Regions from separate parts of the Mus musculus genome. Here region 2 is linked to region 1. A link is a loop called in an ENCODE intact Hi-C map of the cell type or tissue named here. Cell type or tissue: left cerebral cortex. All regions are shown on one strand. Links, peaks and the distances in the headings refer to the core of each region. The heading gives the core; the rest is flanking DNA.

Evidence for each region. Hi-C counts contacts between places; a loop is a spot of excess contacts. Peaks named below come from ENCODE experiments on the same cell type or tissue, not always from the same donor. Only the 100,000 strongest peaks of a DNase experiment are listed, where the experiment ranks them.
Region 2: a loop joins it to region 1, with 2.1 times the contacts of the local background. A loop is called at or near these places in 2 of 42 quality-filtered maps.

The regions. Positions count from the first base shown.
Region 1 is chr11:98,331,398-98,340,517 of GRCm38, forward strand. Gm33099 reads left to right here and starts at 3,057. Exons shown (of 5, transcript XM_006534642.3): 1 at 3,057-3,092; 2 at 3,295-3,359; 3 at 4,683-4,815; 4 at 5,962-6,114; 5 at 7,130-9,120. The coding sequence starts at 3,057. The coding sequence ends at 7,498. In left cerebral cortex, for the core only: a CTCF peak has its summit at 5,034; DNase peaks (open chromatin) are centred at 4,007 and 5,082.
Region 2 is chr11:98,535,188-98,544,307 of GRCm38, forward strand. All of the region lies in intron 1 of Ikzf3 (IKAROS family zinc finger 3), which reads right to left. Among named protein-coding and RNA genes, the nearest start is that of Ikzf3, 6.3 kb to the right of the region's middle. In left cerebral cortex, for the core only: a CTCF peak has its summit at 5,338 (motif pointing left); no DNase peak of the experiment used is centred there.

The DNA.
Region 1 (9,120 bases), core at 3,756-6,255:
TCCAAAGGCCAGGCACTTCCTCTTCCTTCCACAGAGGCAGTGCAGGGAAATGGATATAGCTAGGTACCCAGGGGGAGGAGGAGGGGAGCAAGCTGAGACTAGAACCCAGGACCCCTTCACCAACCCAGTTGCCTTGGTGGTCACCAAGGACAAGAAGACCTTTATAGGCTCTGCAACTAGGAAGTCAGAGCCCATCTAAGTCACATAGCCTGACACTGTGGATGGAATCTTGGCAGAGGCAAAAGCAAAACCAGGGGCACTACTGGGTTGGGGGCTGGCTTGCCAGGACACTTCCAGTTTGGGGTATAATTTCAAGGGCGTTCATGACTCTGTCTCCTCTAGCCCCTGGGCTGTGAGGTGTTTTGAACACACACACACACACACACACACACACACACACACACACACTCACAGCGCGCGCGCACACACACACACACACACACACACACACACATGCATGCACACACTCACGTGCATAATATGAGTTCTGATTCTTGGTCTACTCTGTTCACCTGGTTTTCATCTTGTTTTGTTTTTGAAATGGGGTCTCACTAAGTATTCTTGGCTATCTTGGAAATCACTATGTAGACCAGAGTGGCACCTGAACTCACTTTTGCCTTCAGAGTGCTGGGATTAAAGACATGCACTACCACATTGTAAAAGACAATGCTGAATTCTAGACTGGGGATTTAGCTCCAAGGTAGGGTGCTTGCCTCAAGAGCCCAAAGCCCTGGGTTTGAATCCCAGCACAAACAAAGGAACTTTGAGATAGTCTTCTCAGCCTTGGTTTCCCTATCTATAAGTGGTAGTCTGCTTGCTTTATAGGGCTGCTTGCTGGTTGACACTAAGTAGCATGATAGGTTAATGAGTTTAGCATAGGGCCAATAATAAAACACTCTCCCAATACATACCAGCTTTTATTTATTTATTTTAAAGATTTGTTTGTTTAATGTATGAGTGCTCTATTTGCATGTGCACCTACATGCCAGAAGGGGGCATCAGAACCCAGGATAGATGGTTGGGAGTCACTATCTGGTTGCTGGGAATTGAACTCAGGACTTCTGGAAGAACAGCCATCTCTCCAGTCCAACATGTTTTATTATTATTAAGACACCGTGCAGGACAGTGGTGGCCGACACTTTCTCTCCTTTAGCCCCTGGGCTGTGCGTCCCAGCACTCAGAAAGGCAGAGGCAGGAAGATCTCTGTGAATTTGAGGCTAGCCTGGTCTACAGAATGAGTTCCAGGATAGTCATGGCTACACAGAGAAACCCTCTCTGGAAAAAAAACAAAACCAAAAAAGGACACTTTGTAACTTGCTTTATAATATTAATCTCTTGCATATAGCTCATCTCCAATTAGAATGTTTTGTCTACAAAGAATCCAAAAATGTTGTTAAATTAGTGGGTGAATGTATGAATGAATAAGTGGATGAATGCTTCCTTGACAGAGAAAGATAGCCTCTGCCTCCTCCCCATACCAAAAATTAGGTTAAGCCCACTGGGGTCTGATGGGGTCCTCTGGGTGTGAGGCAGAACCTTGTCAGAGAGAGAGAACGCGTGCTGTAGGGCCACCTATCCCTCTATCCCTTGTCTCTCATGTCTGCTCTCTAGATTTAAGCGGCCTCCTTAAGCTCCTATAGGGAAAGGCTTGAGGTAGGGGGCTGGGTGGTCAAGCCTGGGGTACAGAGAACTTGATCCCTCTGGGCCTGTCTCCTGACCCTTCTTTTCTTCCTTCAGAAAAATGGAACAAGTTTTTCTCACTCGACACATTTCAACTTTATTTTTTTAGAAGATACAATAAAAACCAGGGGGAAACTGGAACAGAGGGAGGTGTGGGGTGGGCCTGCCTCAGACATGAGCTCGAAAGAGGTACAACACGTGTGTCCACATACACACAAGCAGGCATTAACACGCCGGGACATGCACGCTCCTCTCTGTACTCAGAGATGCAGTGACGGAGAGAGAGAAAGAGCCAGAAATGGAAGGAAGGAGACGAAAGGAGAAGGACACCCAGAGATGCCATCTGTTCCTCCCCGTGGCATTGGGGGAAGGGAGTTGGTGAGGGGCCTGGTCCCCTCCAGGTCTCTCAGAGGCAAAGGAGAATGGCGGGCACTTCAGCCAGGCCTGGAAGACTTCCATTTCTGCTGCCCACACCTCAGGGTGGGAGCAGGGAGCTGGGGGGCCCGGAGGAGGTTCCCATGGAGACATAGCCCCATCCCAAGGGAGGCCACAGTCTGGGCACCTAAAATGGCTGCCTCAGAGGGGCAGCGGCCATTTTGTTTCATCTGGGGCCTGAGGGGCAGGGGTGAGAGGGCTGAGGTAAGTAAGTATGGGGGAGGAGAGAGGGCAGAGGGTGGTGATGAGGTGGCAGGTCATTCCTGAACAGACTAGGGGAATCTTTCTCAGGGGACAGGAAGAATGTTCTAGAAAACTGCTCTTTCTACACTCCTTGTTGTCCCCCAAATAAATCATTCCTACAGGACTCTGTAAATGCTCCCCTCCATTCTCACCCTCCGAAGGACAGCTAGCCAGCCACCCCAGGCCCCCAAGTGAGACTGGTAGGTGGCCCTGCGAGGAGGGAGATTTGCTCTCCCATCACAACAGGCCTAGAGAGCAGGTGGGTCAGACCCAGGTGCCAACCCCCTGGCTGCTGCCAGCCATGCATCTCAGGGGGCCTCCCTGGCTGGGCAGACAGGTGAGGAGAGGCTGGCCTCCTCCGCCTCCGCCTCCTCCGGTGTGGGGGAAGGGCAGGAGTGGAGACCCTCGAAGTCCTGAGCTTCTGGCAGGCGTCGCGTTGGGGGAGGAGGAGGCAGGAGGGGCCGATGGCACTGCCCAGAGGGCGCCTGCTCCAGCAGTTCGGATGCTTGGATGCTCGGATGCACAGAGCCTGAGAGCACCTGCCACCTCCCCTCTCCCCAGCCCCCTGTCCCACCTCAAGCGCAAAGGACTCTGGGGGAGGGGGACCTGCCGCTTCCTCCTGGCTCCAGGGTGGGCACCTGCCCCGCTGCCCCCTCCCCCGCCCGCCGCAGTGTGCCGGGGAGCGGCGGGCACGCCAGATGGCGTGGCTGAGAATGCGGCGACGTTGCCGGGAGGTGAGGGCTGGCACGGGTGATATGCGGCTGCGTGCCTCGTGGTGCCACTGGGGAGGGGGAGGGGAGGCTGGGGAGGTGTCGTCCCCTCCTCCGGGTGGTCCTCCTGTCCTGACCCCAGCTCACTGTCCCGTTCTCCTGCACTTTCTCAGGCCGCGCCCTAGGCTGGGCTTTGGTCCCACCCAGCACTGGGAGGGCCTAGCAGGAGCTGAATGAGTGTCGCGCATCAGACCGCAGCTGCCTCGCGACCGAGACGGAGACAAATGACAGGTGGAAGAGGGGCTAAGTCCTCCAGCCAAGCCAGTCACCTCAGGCTGTACCCTTGCTCTAAAAGTGCGGTGACCTTTGCCCCTATAACCTTTGACCGCTGCACCCTGCTTTTGTGGGAAGAGCTCTTTTCCACATGGGTTCTGGTCTCCCAGTACTCAAATTCATCTTTCTCACCAAGAGGCTCCCCAGACACCTCCTCCGGGGAGCCCTCCCCTTCCTCCTTCAGGGCTGCTCTCCTGTTGGAAGACCCCCCTCTCCCACTTGTCTTCTGTTTTGTCTCAGTCGCCATTTGTGATGTCTTTAGTCTGGGGCTCTCACATCACCCATACTACTTGGCTGTAGAGAGACAGTGGGCAGCGGAGTCATTTGGAGTCTCCTGGGGCAGGCAAACCAGAGTGGCTGCCATGCCCAGTGGTCTCCTTGTACAAATGTCAATCTGGGATACTTGGGGTGTAGCTCAGTTGGTAGAAAGTTTGTCAAGTTCCTGGGTCTGATCCCCAGCATCCAAGAGGTGGAAGATCAGAAGTTCAAGGGCAGTGCCTGCTAAATAGAGTCCAGGCTGAACGGGGGCAATGGGAACAGCTTTGAAACCAAAGCAAAACAAACCACACGTTTGTTAGATAGACTTGGAGGGAGGGGGCGTGGCCCTTATCAGTCAGACTTGGAGGAGGGGGCGTGGTCCTCTCCTCCGTGCAGCACGCTCTGTTTTACTAACACTATGAGGTCTTATGCTACATGGCTATATCAGACCGGTGCCTGCCCTGTGGTAGACTCCCTGTTTGGTCCTCAAGTCTTTCAGCTCAGGAGCTCTCCTGAGACCCACCCCCAGCCGGGATGTGTGAGTGTGACTTTCATCCTTTCCCATCACAGGGTTTCTCTGTGTCGCCCTGGCTGTCCTGGAACTCACTCTGTAGACCAGACTGGCCTTGAACTCAGAGATCCACCTGTCTCTGCCTCCTGAGTGCTGGGGTAAAGCTTGCACCACCATCACCCAGGGAAGATGGGCATCAGAACACAGCTGAGTCCTGTCCTGCTGCATCTTCTACCTTTCAGGGCCCTTTGCCTCTCCTGAGGGGCCCAGGCTGCTCACACTTCTTGTCCTGACCACACACCTGGATGTGGTAGTCGCACACTTGGATGTGGTAGTCACACACCTGGATGTGGTAGTCACACACCTGGATGTGGTAGTCACACACCTGGATGTGATACTCGCACACCTGGATGTGGTACTCGCACACCTGGATGTGGTACTCGCACACCTGGATGTGGTACTTGCACACTACAGCACCTCCCTGATTCTCTCACTCGGATGCTGTCCTCCAGGCCTGTCCTGCTGTACTTCATCATCACCTTGTTCCCGGCCTCAGAACCTTTGCCATGCTCTCCCACAGAAGCACACCTCTATCGATTTCTGCCTAAAAGTCACCACCACCAGGAAGACCACCCAGGAGGCTGGGTAACAGGCTCAATGCTCTATACAGCCTTAGTTTGCAGTTGGGGTACCAAGGAACTGTTCCTCTGCTGTTGGGGGAGCAACGGCCAGAGCAAGACAACTGACCAACCACAGACCTACCTCCCTATACCCCTTTCACGTCGATGGACCTTATACTGAGCCCAACATGGCCTAACTTTGGCCTTCCCCTCTGTAAAATGGGCGCGGCGGTTACCGAGGCCTGCCTTTGGGGGCAGCAGTGAGCCTTAGACGAGCTAACAGGTGTGAGTGCTTCTTCAGCCCCTGGCCATCCCTGATGTGGCTTATTTTGCCTCTAGCTTTGGATCAGTGTTCAAATATTTTTGTTCCTGGGGTTCTCTCCGCCATCAGTCTTTGTTCTGCTTCCCTGTCAGGGTTTAGCATAGGCAGTAGATGCTCTTGCTTCTGGTCCTCCCCCAACCCCCACTCCAGGTCCTCACAGGAAGGCCAGATGGAGTTAGTGGCAGCAGACCCCTGGCTTTGGCATCATTTTCACCTTGATCAACTCATATGACATTCTTTCTCCTCGGCTGTAAGAGGGGAACAGTACTACCTGCCCGCCAGGGCCAAGGAGCTGAGGGGGTGACCTGAACCAGAAGGACACTGGGGTACAGAGGAGGCTGAGCTTGGTGGAAGGGGTGGGGCCCAGGCTGGGGAATAACGATGGGGGCTCTGCTTCCATGTCCCCCAGTTACCTCCCCGTCAAATTAGGGCCATAAGTCTGGCTTGGGGATTTCTGGGGCTGACACTACTGGACAGTTAGTTCTCTGGCATGTCTCTTGAGCCTGGCACCAGAGCTGGGGACACTGGAGGCTCACAGTAAACAGTACCAGTGCTGATACTTACAGGGGATAATACTAAGGGCTACCTGGGCAGGGTTTTTTGGTGGGCATAGCCAGGGCAGGAAGCCAGCCTTTAAGCAGCGACATCTTGATTTGTCCTGAGGAGGCTGGTCCTCAGGACGGTGGGTGTCAAGCATAGCCACTGCTTCTTCTGAGATGCAGGGTGGGCCAGCAAAGGGCACCTCAGTCTCAAAGGTGGAGGTGGTTTTGACTTCTGTCTCCTCTTCTCCCCCCCCCCCCACCACTTCCTCTTCCTACTCCACTTCCTATGTCTTCTCCTCCTTCCCAGTCTGGTGCTGAAGATGAAACCCAGGATTTCTCCTACCCATTGAGCTACACTCCCCAGCCCTGCAAGCTTCTTGACAGTGTTCCACTGAGAGGGAAGGGAACAGCCCAGGAGTGGAGCAACCTCCTATTTTCCAGAGAAGAAACCGCAGAAGAGGTGGGGCACAGGAGCACAACTTTTCTACTGTTCCACATTAAGTGACTGGCATAGCTGGAACTAGATCCCAGGGCCCTCGCTGAGTGTGCTAGCACACCCCTGTAATCCCAGCCTTTGGGAGACTGAGGCAGGAGACCACCAGTTGGAGGCCAGACTGGGCTACAGGGTGAGACTCCAAAGCAAAACACTGTTGGGGGTTCTTCTGTCCTGAAACATCAAAGATCAGAGCCCTTGACAGCAATGTAAAACAAAGGTTGGTGTGTGTGTGTGTGTGTGTGTGTGTGTGTGTGTGTGTGTAGGGAGGACATGCCTCAACACACCTGTGGAAGAGGTCAGAACACAATTTGGGGGAATCAGTTCTCTTACCCATCACGTGGGGTTTGGGGGGTCAAACTAAGGTCTTCAGGCTTGGTGGCAAGCACTTTTACCAGCTGAGCCAGCTCACCTGCCCAGAGTCGGAATTTAAACCAAGTTGTGTGAGGTTCGGTCTTGGGCTAATTCACGATTATAAACTGCCCCTCTCTCTAAAGTAGTTTCGGTGACCGGGATGTTAGGAACAGAGGGCCTGGCCATGGAGAAGAAAAGGAGGGACCTTGACAATGTTTGTGTCAAGGACTTGTTCTCTGTCCACCCCACCCCCCCCAAAAACAAAACAAAACACCAGAGTAGTTCCAACTTCAAGGGCATAAGATGGACTCCTTCAGGGCTTCTTCTATATATAGAAAGGGATAGTGTCATTAGACCACCGGCTCCGCTTTTCCTCATCCCTCAGAAGGTGTTTCTTCCTCCAGGAAGTCCTCCTGATTACTCCCCAGGAAATAGTGCTTCTTCTGGCTCTGGGTTTCTAGCTGATTTTAGAAGAAGCTGGTCCCAAAACCTAAGCTTTGCCTCAATCGCTCCTTCTCCTTCCGCTGTAAACCGGGACAGAAAGAGGAGCCAGGCCTCGCAGAAACTCCCCCAAGAAAGCCCTTGGCACCCAGCAGGTCCCCTGCCACTCGCTGCTTCTTTCTCCTAGTCGTCCTTCGTCTGCCTAGCTCCGGGTTCTCGCCTCACCACCCCCGTCCGCGCCTGGCACTGCGCCCGGTGCGCCCCAGCCGCCGGATCGCGCTCGCAGCTCCGACTTCTTGCCTGCCGGGCTCCGTGGCACGTGCCCCGCGCGCCCCTGACCCGTGCTGCACCCCTCCAGGTGGCCTCCGCGCCCACCCTGACCTCCAGAGGTCGCCTGGGGACGGTCGGGGGCCCGGGCTCGGAGGTGGGGGCAGCGGGGACGGCGGCAGGGAGAGGACGCTGCGCCTTTAAGGTGCCACCGCCGCGTGGCAGGGAGACAGCTTGTGCCAGCCCCATTCCGCCCGGCTCCGCTCGCGACGAGAAACACAATGCATAACAATCAGGCGCGCGCTTGGAGCTGTGCCACGCAGCGGGGGCGGGGCGGGCGCGGCCGGGCGGGCGGGGCGCTGGGGTCGCGACCCCTGCCCCAAGTCGGAGGCCGCGGGGGGCCACCCGCGCTCCCCACGCCCGCGCTCTGCACCCCGCAGCCCGCGCGGCGCCCCGCCCCGGCCGCGCTCCCGCTCGGCGCTCCCTGCAAAGTTCATTCCCACTAACTCTTTTCCAGGCCACTTCCCCCTCACATCTGACAATCCGGGGCCCTCATTCTCCCAGTAATCACTCCACTGCACTAATTGCACATGCAAATATGCAAATGCGTATTAATTAATTACTATACTAATTAGTTCTGTGGTATTTGCGAGTAATAAATCATTGGATGGGAGCGAGGAAGCTGGAGACCTGGCCCATTTTCATTCTGCATAAAATTTTAATGGTCTCTCTGGCTGATCCGGGACGGCAACGCGCGGAGAGGCTCTTAAAGGGCCAGAGGAGGCGGGAAAGGGGCAGGGACCGGGAGCTCCGGGTCATCCCGGCCAGGGACTGGCACCCTGGGCGGGCTTGAGACGAATCCCCATTCCCTGTGGGGGCCTGTCTTGAGCCTGCACTTTCCCCCTACCCTTCTCTACCCCTGGCCGCGGGTCCCCAGGGTAGCTTCTATGGAGAGAATCTGAGCGGGGAGGAGGGTGAGCCTCGTTTCTTTAAGAAAGGAAAGGAGGCACGGATCTGCGAGGCCAATGCAAAGGCTTTTGGAGCCCCAGAGACCCTGGGATAAGGGAATGAAGACCCCGTTCCTTGGATGGCGGGGTAAACTGAGTCACAGAACAAGTCAATTTTTAAAAATCTCATCTTCTGTTCCTAGAAAATGTCCTCGGTACCCCTAGTCTTTTCTTGTTTCCTGTGGTGACCATCAAGGTTAGGGGGGCTTCCAGCTTTCTCTTTCCACATGATCACACCGCAGCCCCGCCCCCCGTGGGCACCAGCTGGCACCCTGGCAGAGCAGTCCTCGGCTTGAGTGGGCCCCAGGGACCCTGCTTTATTTCCAGGACATAGTCTGGACCCAGGGCACAGGGAGGGGGCTGGCTGCTTCATTGACTAAAGGCGGCTGAGGGATCAGAGTGGTCCCAAGCCAAGGTCTAGGTGGATGCCAGAGGTGAGCAAAATGGGCAGGTGGGGACCAGGGCCTTGTCCTGAGCCACAACCACTACCAGGGCCCCGCCCTCCAGTTCACTTGTAGTCTCTCTCTAAGTGACTTCCTACTTCCACATGCACAGCATAGGGGCAAAGCCTCAGGGGGCCCCACTGGTCACACCTCAGCAAACAGTGCAGTTGGGGAACTGTTCCAAGAGCTCTAGATGTCTTTGAGACGCAGGCTCCAGGCTCCGCTACCTACCCCCATTTTATGGATGGGAAATAAGAGCACAGGGAGGTTCAAGGTGGCCCACCTGGGATTGGTGTCATGGGCTTTGGCATCTGCATTCCTTACACACACACACACACACACACACACACACACACACACACACAGAGCACACTCTGCCCTCTCTTCCACCTCACCCACAGCTCCCAGTCCAGGTTCATGGGCAAGATCCCATTCCATCCTCATGAATATTAGGATGGAGG
Region 2 (9,120 bases), core at 4,054-6,553, 200 kb after region 1:
ATTATACTCGGGTTACTTGGAGGTACCCAAGACCCGTCCAGGAGACAGAATGAGTTCAAGTCCAACCTGCGCAACTTAGTAGGACTCTGTCTCAAAATAAAATGTAAGCAGAGTGCACACTTACCTAGCATGTGAGAAGGACTAGGTTCAACCTAAACAAAAAGCAAACAAACAAACAAAGGCTTCTATCCTTCATCTTTTTGTTGGTAGTGCTGATTTTTTGTTTTGTCACTATGTTGTCCTTGAACTCACGGCAACTCTCCTGCTTTAGATTCTCAAGTACTGGAGTATAGGCATGAGCCTCCGTGCCCTGAGTAACTTTCACAATGATTATTGAAGCCAAATATGTTGGTGTATACACAAAATCTCAGTACTCAGGAGCAGGAGGAATGAGAGAGCCAGCCTGGTCTACACAGACAGTTCCAGAATAGCAAGGGTGACTTAGTAAGAATTTTCCAAATAAGTAAATGTGTCAATTAAGAGCACTCAAAAAAAAAAAAAAAAAGGGAAAAAAAAAAAAGAGCACTCACTACTTTTCCAGAGGACTCAGGTTCAATTCCCAGTACCCACTTGGCACTGTTTGTATCTCCAGTCCCATCGGATCTGACAGTTTCACACAGACATATCTCACACAGACATGTGGGCAAGCATCAATGCACATTTAAAAAAAATAGATAAACTCAAAACATAAGATAAAATCAGCATTTAAATGACATGCTAAATCTATGTATAGCAATAAACCCTCCACTGGTCGCAACACGTGCTAGGGAAGTAGTAATAGGTTTTGCCGATGTTAGTCTAATCAAGAGCAGTGCGTGTCAGACCTTCATGTGCACAGGATTTTCCAGGGATCTGGGTGAAGGTCCTGGATCAGTCTGTCTAGTCCACACTTCTGCACTTACAACAACTCCCAGTGATGCACTCCATGAGGATGCTCTTGGTCTATGAGATGGTTTGGACAAGAATGGCCGCCATAGGTTCACGTTTGAATACTTAGGCCTCAGTTTATGGGACTGTTTGAGAAGGACTAGGAGGTGTGCCTCTGTTGTGAAAGGTGTGTCACTGAGGTGGGCTTTGGGATTTTAAAAAACCCCACCTCTCTTAGAGTAATGGACCAAGGCGTGAGCTATCGCTCTCAAGCTGTCACTTCACTCAGCCACCATGGGCTCTAACCCTCGGAAACTACAAAATCCTCTCTTTTATAAGCTGCCTTGGTCATGGTATTTTACTGCAACAACAGAAGAATAACTAAAGGCAGTATACAACCAAGACTCTCAGCAAGGCTTTGAAGAGGCCTTGTAAAGGATTTGTGGACCAACCCAAACATTAGCAGGGCTCTGAGTCTGGGCCTTTTTTTTTTTTTGTGCACGGGGGGGGGGGGGGCTTTTTTGAGACAGGATTTTTCTGTGTAGCCCTGGCTGTCCTGAAACTCACTCTGTAGACCAGACTGGCCTTGAACTCAGAGATCCACCTGTCTCTGCCTCCCAAGTGTTGGGATCAAAGGTGTGCGCCACCCTCTGGCTTCTGTGTCTATTTTTTAAGTACGCTGATTTCATATATTTCATATACATTATCTTTACTCTGTGGCTGGATGGTCTCTCATGATAGAATAAACTATGTATCTGAAAGTTGTTTTCTCCCCTTTTAGGTCAATCATTCCTACCAAGACCTAGTACCCTCCTTCAGAAAAAAATATTTGTATATCTTTTTTATTGTCATGATTTTATTGCCTTCTGACAGATAAGTTTCCTATATTTCAAAGTGTAAATGCACCAGCACCATTATTCTAGAAATCAGAGACATAAGACAACAGGGGCATCTGTAGAGTTGCCTCTACAAGGGACAGACACTTCCATACAGAAGGATACAGGCACGCTAATAATGGTGAAAGAATTGGTTGTGAACTGAACAAGAAAAGCATCCTCTCCATGATCGTGGTACTTACAATCCTAGACAAGTCAGAGTGTGTTCTATCCGTGCAAAAACACTTTGTATATAAACATAAAATGGGGTGAGAGCCTGCAGGTGGTTAGACGTTGACCTATGGAAGCGAACCCTGGAATGAGCAGCGGCTTCTTCACAGAGAGCATGGAGAGGAGCCCTGATGGATGGGTGAGGAGCTGCACCTGTGGCAGGGCTCTTAACAGCGTTGGGAAACCAAGGAAAGTTGGTCTGGGTTTGAGAGAGATGGGAGATGAGTTCATATTTGGACTTGGTGAGTTGGAAGAGAAACATTACAAAAATAGGCAGTTAAAGAAAATGTGTGTTCTGGGAACACCAGCGGCGCAGAAGGGCAATATTGGAAGACAGAAAACACCACTGGAAAGACACCAGGAAGCTACACTGTGAAGTGTTCTGGGTAGGAGACTGACATTCTGTTGTGGGTCAATCACTCCTGCAGCCATCCTCAAAATAGATTAAGGGTGGAAAGTCTAGATACAAGGTTAGCAGTAGGAGGGGAAAGCATGTAACATTCTGAGTCAGTAGTATTCCCCCTGAGTCAGTAGTAATCCCCCTGGGACCTATAGGGTCCCAGGGGCCACCAGGGGTGATGACCTCTGCCAGAGAGAAACTGGGCCTAACAAGGCTCTCCTGCTCCCTCCATCTCTTATCTGGACACTGCACTCACATCTGGGCTTCATCAGCCTCTATTGAAAAGTAAACACAAGTTGTGTCTCATTTTTGCCTCTAATGCTAACTCTTGGTGAACTAACAGTATACAATCCATAGGTCCTTGGGCACATGCCTTTAATCCCAGCACTTAGGAGATGGAGCAGGAATATCAAATCAAGCCAACCTGAGCTACCCAATGAGAGCCTGGTCAAACAATGAAGGGCTGAGGAGCAGTTAACAGTGTTTGCTGCTCCCCCAGGGGTCCTGTCTTTGGTTCTCAGCACCCACTTCTGTAACTCCAATTTCAGGGGACCTAAAGCCTCATAAAAATCTAAAGGCAGGTATGGCGGCACACACCTGTAGGTCCAATGGTTTAGGGGCAGAAGCAGAAAGATGAGGAGTTTAAGCCCAACATAGCAGGGTTAAAGCAGCCTGGATATGAGACCTTGTGTCAAAGCAAAACAAGCACAAAAAAGAAACTATAAGAATTCTATGAAGCCGGGCAGTGGTGGCGCATGCCTTTAATCCCAGCACTCGGGAGGCAGAGGCAGGCAGATTTCTGAGTTCGAGGCCAGCCTGGTCTATAGAGTGAGTTCCAGGACAGCCAGGACTACACAGAGAAACCCTGTCTCAAAAAAAACCAAAACAAAACAACAACAACAAAAAATTCTATGAATTATATATCAGTTATTATTTGTCCAATTTTATTCCTTATACCTCTATCATATGTTGTTTAGCTGCTTTATTTAGAGGTAACCAGGACATATTAGGTCACTGGTGTTTGTAACAGCTATTGGTGAAGTCCTTTGACAAATACAAATTCCTACCTTCCAGTGAGCTGTGCATGCCATACTGTTGGCTTGGCATACTCAGAAACTGTGTACTTGATTGTGTCTTCTGGGCTCCTGGCCCTTTTAATTCAAATTTGAGAAGTAAGATTTATTCCACTTAAATCATTACATCTATAAATCATAACACAACAAATTATCATGTCTTATGTTTTGTATGTATTATAATTTACAAAGAGACAAAGCAACTGGCTACATTTTCAAATGCAAGGATTGATTTAAAAAAAAAGATTTCTTTTTATTTGTATGTGTGCCCATGCACTTGGGTGCACATACATGCAGGTACCAGTGGGGGGCAGAAGTGGGTGTTGGAGCCCCTGACTCTTGACTACAGGTGGCTGGGAATGGAACTCTGGTCCCCTCAGGAACAAAAAGCACTCTTAAGCAATGCGCCATCTCTCCAGCCTCGAAGGGTTGATTTTAAAAAAAAATTTTTTTTGAATTCTTGCTTATCAGCTTCCTGACTTCATTTTTAGAATGTATGAAAATGCTAAAATGTTATCCTAATCCTTGTATCTACTCACACATACATTCTCATTTATTCAGAGAAATTCTTATAATAATATCAAACAGCCTGAAGATGGAGCTGGTTGGCAGAATGCTTGCCTAGTATGCATGAAGCCCTGGATTCTGTCCCAGGACCAAGTAAACCTGGTGTGATGATGCACACTTGTAATTTCGGGGGGCCAGAGTGGGGGAGGAGCCATTGACAAGTCAGTAGGATCCGAAGTTCAAGGCCACAGACAGCTCAAGGCCAGCATCGAATACATGAGACCCTATCTCAAAGAAGGAGAGAAGATGGGATGGAGAGGAGAGGAGAGGGAGGGAGGAGAAGAGGAGGTGCTGCAGAAAGAGATCAAGAGCCCTGTATTTTCTTCCAGAGGACCAGGGTTCAATTCCCATCATCATCACGGTAGTTCACAGCCACCTATAACTCTAGTTCCGGGGCATTTGATATTCTCTTCTGGCCTTTTCAAGCACTAGTCACACACGTGGTGCAGACATACTTGCAGGGAAAACACTCACATACATAAATAGTAGCATGCAGATGTGTGTTTGTTAGGACTGTATAAAATGCCCCTGTCCTGATGCAAAGATTCACAAAGCAAGAGCCACCTCACACCATGGGCCTTAAGCTGTGGGTCACAGGATTGTGTGGGAGTCCCTAACTTGGCAACAGCAAAACAGTTCTGAATGCAATGACCACAAATTAAGTCATAATGGAAGTATAATGAATCCTCGGTGTTTGTAGCAGGACTCAGCCGTGTCCCACCTTGCAATCTCAAGGTAGCCTTGGTTCTAAACATAGCGCATGACACTTGGCGTTGTGTATACCGTCAAGCCACAACAGCCAGTCAACGTTGTCTGAAACACCCTGGGCCAAGCCAGAGTCTATTTAATACTCGAACTACAGCAGCAAGGTGGGGTTGGTTTGTTTCATTTGGGGGAGGACTCTATGACAAGAAACCCTTGTCCTGGAACTTGCTCTGCAGACCAGGCTGGCCTCACAAAGATCTGCCTGCCTCTGCCTCCCAAGTGCTGGGATTAAAGGTGTGCACCTGGCTTTTGTTGTTGTTGTTTGTTTGTTTTTTAAACTATGTACAGTTTTCTCCTTTTATGGGAATATAATGGTTTAATTAGGGAAAATACTTTTAATATTTGCTGACCATCGTTCTTCAGCGATATCAGTGGTAAGTTGGTGTATGTTTGGATTGGATTGGAGTAGAGTGAATGGCTTTTTAAATTGCTATTGGAGGGTTGTCTGGTTCAGCAATTAAGAGCGCTTTCACAGAGGGCACATCCGTTCTCAGCACCCACATAAGGTGATTTACAACCTCCTGTAACTCCAACTCCCGTGGCTCTCATGCCCTCTACTGGCCTCCACAGGCACTACACTCACCTACACATAGACACACACATTTGATAAAAAAATAAAATGAAAATAAGTTATAAAATTGCTGTTTGAGTTGCTGAATTCAACCACTAAGTGAATTTTGGCTTGAGATTAGACAATAATTTCTGAAATAGCCCTAAACACATTGGCCATTTTGTTCTATGTGTTTATATGAAGCACTGTTTTCAGTATTGACAACTATTTTAAAAAAAAAATCAATCAAGTCCAGAAAATATTGACAATACTCTGTCCTGCCATATTAAATACTTGACCAAGATTTAATTCTTCTGTAAAAATAATCATATCCATTTCATTAATATGAAATGTTTAAGATTGCCTTAAGAAATGATAAAATTATATGAGTAGTTACTTTAAAATAAATTTATTTGCGATTTATTACCATGCAGTGTATGATTTGTATACCTGTTTTTTTTATCTATACATACATAAAAATTTACCAGATGTAAGGGGTTTTGAGTGAGCAAAGCTTATGAAATGCAGGTTTGCTCGAGCTGTGAATAGTTTCTCCCCTCTGGTTCCCTTGACTCTACTGCACATAACTGATTTAGACAAATACTTCTTGCAAACTGTTGGTTCATGTGCTTCTCAAAGTTTGACTGCTAGAACCTAACACCCACAGTACCAAGATGGAGTTAGGAAGCTATGTGTAACAAAGGAAGTTACATAGCTCTGAGAACCAGGGGCTTAATATCAGACAGCCGTAATTGCCACAAAACTCACTGCTACGTGGTTGGAGCAGAGAACCAACTCCCACACTATGACCTCTACAGTGTGCTGGGCATGTGTGTGTCCCCCCACCCCCCACACACACACAGCTAAATGTAATAGAAAATTTAAATGAACATAATAAAAGCTATTTTTGGCACTGCTTTCTTCGCTGAGTACAACAAACTCTGAAAGCCTTCTACAAACCAGGCACTGGGCAAACAGAAGTAAAACTTAAGGAATGAGAATATGACAAGAGGATCTGAGCTTGGGTCCCCAGCACACGCATAAGAAGCCATGTGTAGCAGTGTGTGCCAGCATTCCCCGTAGTGTAGAAGCAGAGGCGAGAGGATTCCCAGGACCTTCTGATCAGCTGCTCCAACGATATGAGTGAGCTTCCGGTCCACTGAGAATCCCTGCTTCAAAAATAAGAGGGAGAGCCACGGGGGGAGGGGGGGGGACACCTGCCACCAACCTCTGGCCTCCATATACATGCACACACAGGTTTACACACATGCACAAAACACTCCCACAAGCACAAAAATAAACAAATAAGTTATTAAAAATAGTCGCTCATGGAGTGTGGTAGCCACCTGCAATCCCAGACCCCAAGAGGCTGAAGCAGGAGGATCACGTATTTGAGGCTAGTTTAAGTTACACCATGAGACCCTCTTTCAACAACAGCAAAGCATGAAGCCCATAGGAAGGATAAAGCAACCCACCATTTTCATATACCATAGTAGAAGTACCTACAGAAAGGAGAAGGCTTTGGTAAAACTGGAGGGGAGTGTGGCACTGGTTAGGGGTGAGAACCAGAAGGCAGTAGAGAGACATCATCAAAGGTTATCAGTAGAGTGTCCTTGGTGATGATGCTTGAGCAGAGCCTTGAGACCTGAGTAGTTGGGGGTGGGGGGCCAGGTTGTTAGGAAAGACGTGGAAGTGTGAAACACACTATTAAGTTATAGAAAGAACATCACATCCTACCAGAACCCATGACACTTCTATGGCTGTGGTTGCTCAACTTTGATATTTTAAACCTCTACACACTCATATTATGAAGCAAGAAAGCACCACCTAGAAGCTAAGTCTCTGCTAATCCCTGACATCTAGAACACGGAAAAGGACTCAAAACTGGAAAAAGAAAATGACTACCATAAATTCCACAAACTGAACTAAACAACAGAAGTCAACATCTTTTAAAAAAAAAAGATAGCATAATAAAGAACTATTTAATGCAGGGGCATCCAGTTCTGTGCTGTTGTAAATATCCCATGGGAATGAAAGCTAGAACAGGTTCCCCGTAGTCTATAGGATGACCCGGAAGCACTGAGATCATGTCCTGATATGCACCTTGTTTAAAAAGCAGGAAGCTGTACAAAATATATACACATTTGGGATGGGAGAGATACCTCAGCAGTTAAGAACACAGCTGTCATTACAGGAGACTCTAGTTCTGTTCCAAGCATGCTCGTGGTGGTACACAACCTCTAACTCCAGTCCCACGGGACTCTACACCCTCGTCTGCCCTCCATGAGCACTGTGGGCACCGGACAGGCATGTGTTACATATACGTACATGCAGGAGAAAGATGAATACATATGAAATACAATAAACAATTTATGTAAAAGAGATACACCTTAAAAAAAATCTTTGCATATGGTTAACGTGAAGACTTTAGGACAAGCAAGAAACCCATGGGAAAGTCAGCCTTGTGAATCGCCTGTTCTCTGAGCCACTCCGGATAAAACCGCTGCTTGTGGTAGTATGGACGGACGTAGTGCCACAGAGCCATGCAGCATCGGTGGTCCCTAGCCTTGGGTACAAATACCCCAGGTCCCTGACTGTGGGGAGACAAATGCTATCAGTTTTAATTTGGTAAGCTCTTCAGTTTTACATGAAAGATTACATTTTAATGAAAAGATACAGCCTTATAGATAGAGCCTAAGGTCTCTATTTTAAAGGCTTATTTCATCTGACATCTCCACACAGAGAATGCCCCCCCAAGTCTGTTGATGATTGCAAAGATAAATGGGTGAAAAGGTGATAGGAATGAAGGAATAACTGTGTGCTCTTGCAGTTCACAATAACTGTGGCATATTAGGCAGAAACAAAGGCATCTGACATGAGAAGATATATATAATGCATTTTTAAGTCAGACATTTTTATGACATACATTCTTATATCAGTAAGACAGAGCGCTATGATACAAGTCAAATCTCTCTAACAGCAAATATCAAAATAGTACAAAGTATCTTATTTTAAATATCAAAAACATGAGTCAACAAGATGCTGTGAGTCCTATAATCTCATCACTCAGGAAGCTAAAGCAGGAGGATTGCCATGAGCTCAAGGTCAGCCTGGGCTATAGTGAGTTCAAGGCTAACCCTGCATTGTCTCAATAAACAATCAAAATTAGCCAGATTATTCTAATTAGTCTAGATTATTTTTAGTTATTTTACTACATCAACTATTCTAACCTCAAGGACCTAACATTAAAATGACCAAACTCACATATTAACCTTTTTTAGTTTGCTTTTATTTAAAGACTGAATTTGTGTATTAAATATACCATATGATATCTATCTCTTTGTATCTATTTAATCTAGCCATCCACACTCATAACTTCTTTAAATAATTAACCTATATTCTATACATTCTTGTCTCACGTATAGTCTACAAATGCTGAACTATACAAGTTTTCATTGTCTTTTCCTTCAGGAAGTCTTTATGGGTCCTACTGAAGAGCCTGGTAAGTAGACCCATGTCCTAAAGTAAGCTATTTAGCTTAGTGTCTGTATTGCATCTTGAATAACTAATCAGCTAATAGCATTTGCACAAAAATACTCCAGTTGTGGGTTTACATTATTCCTAATAAACGACACGGTTAAAACTAGGACATGGTATTGGAGAACTGGCCAGCAACTTCAGGAAAAGAGATTATTTGTAATAATTAAAGCATGGGAGCTCGTTTTAAAATAAAGTTTCCTATAGTATACACCATGCCAACCCCCCCACCCCTCTGTTCTTGGATGAGGAAAC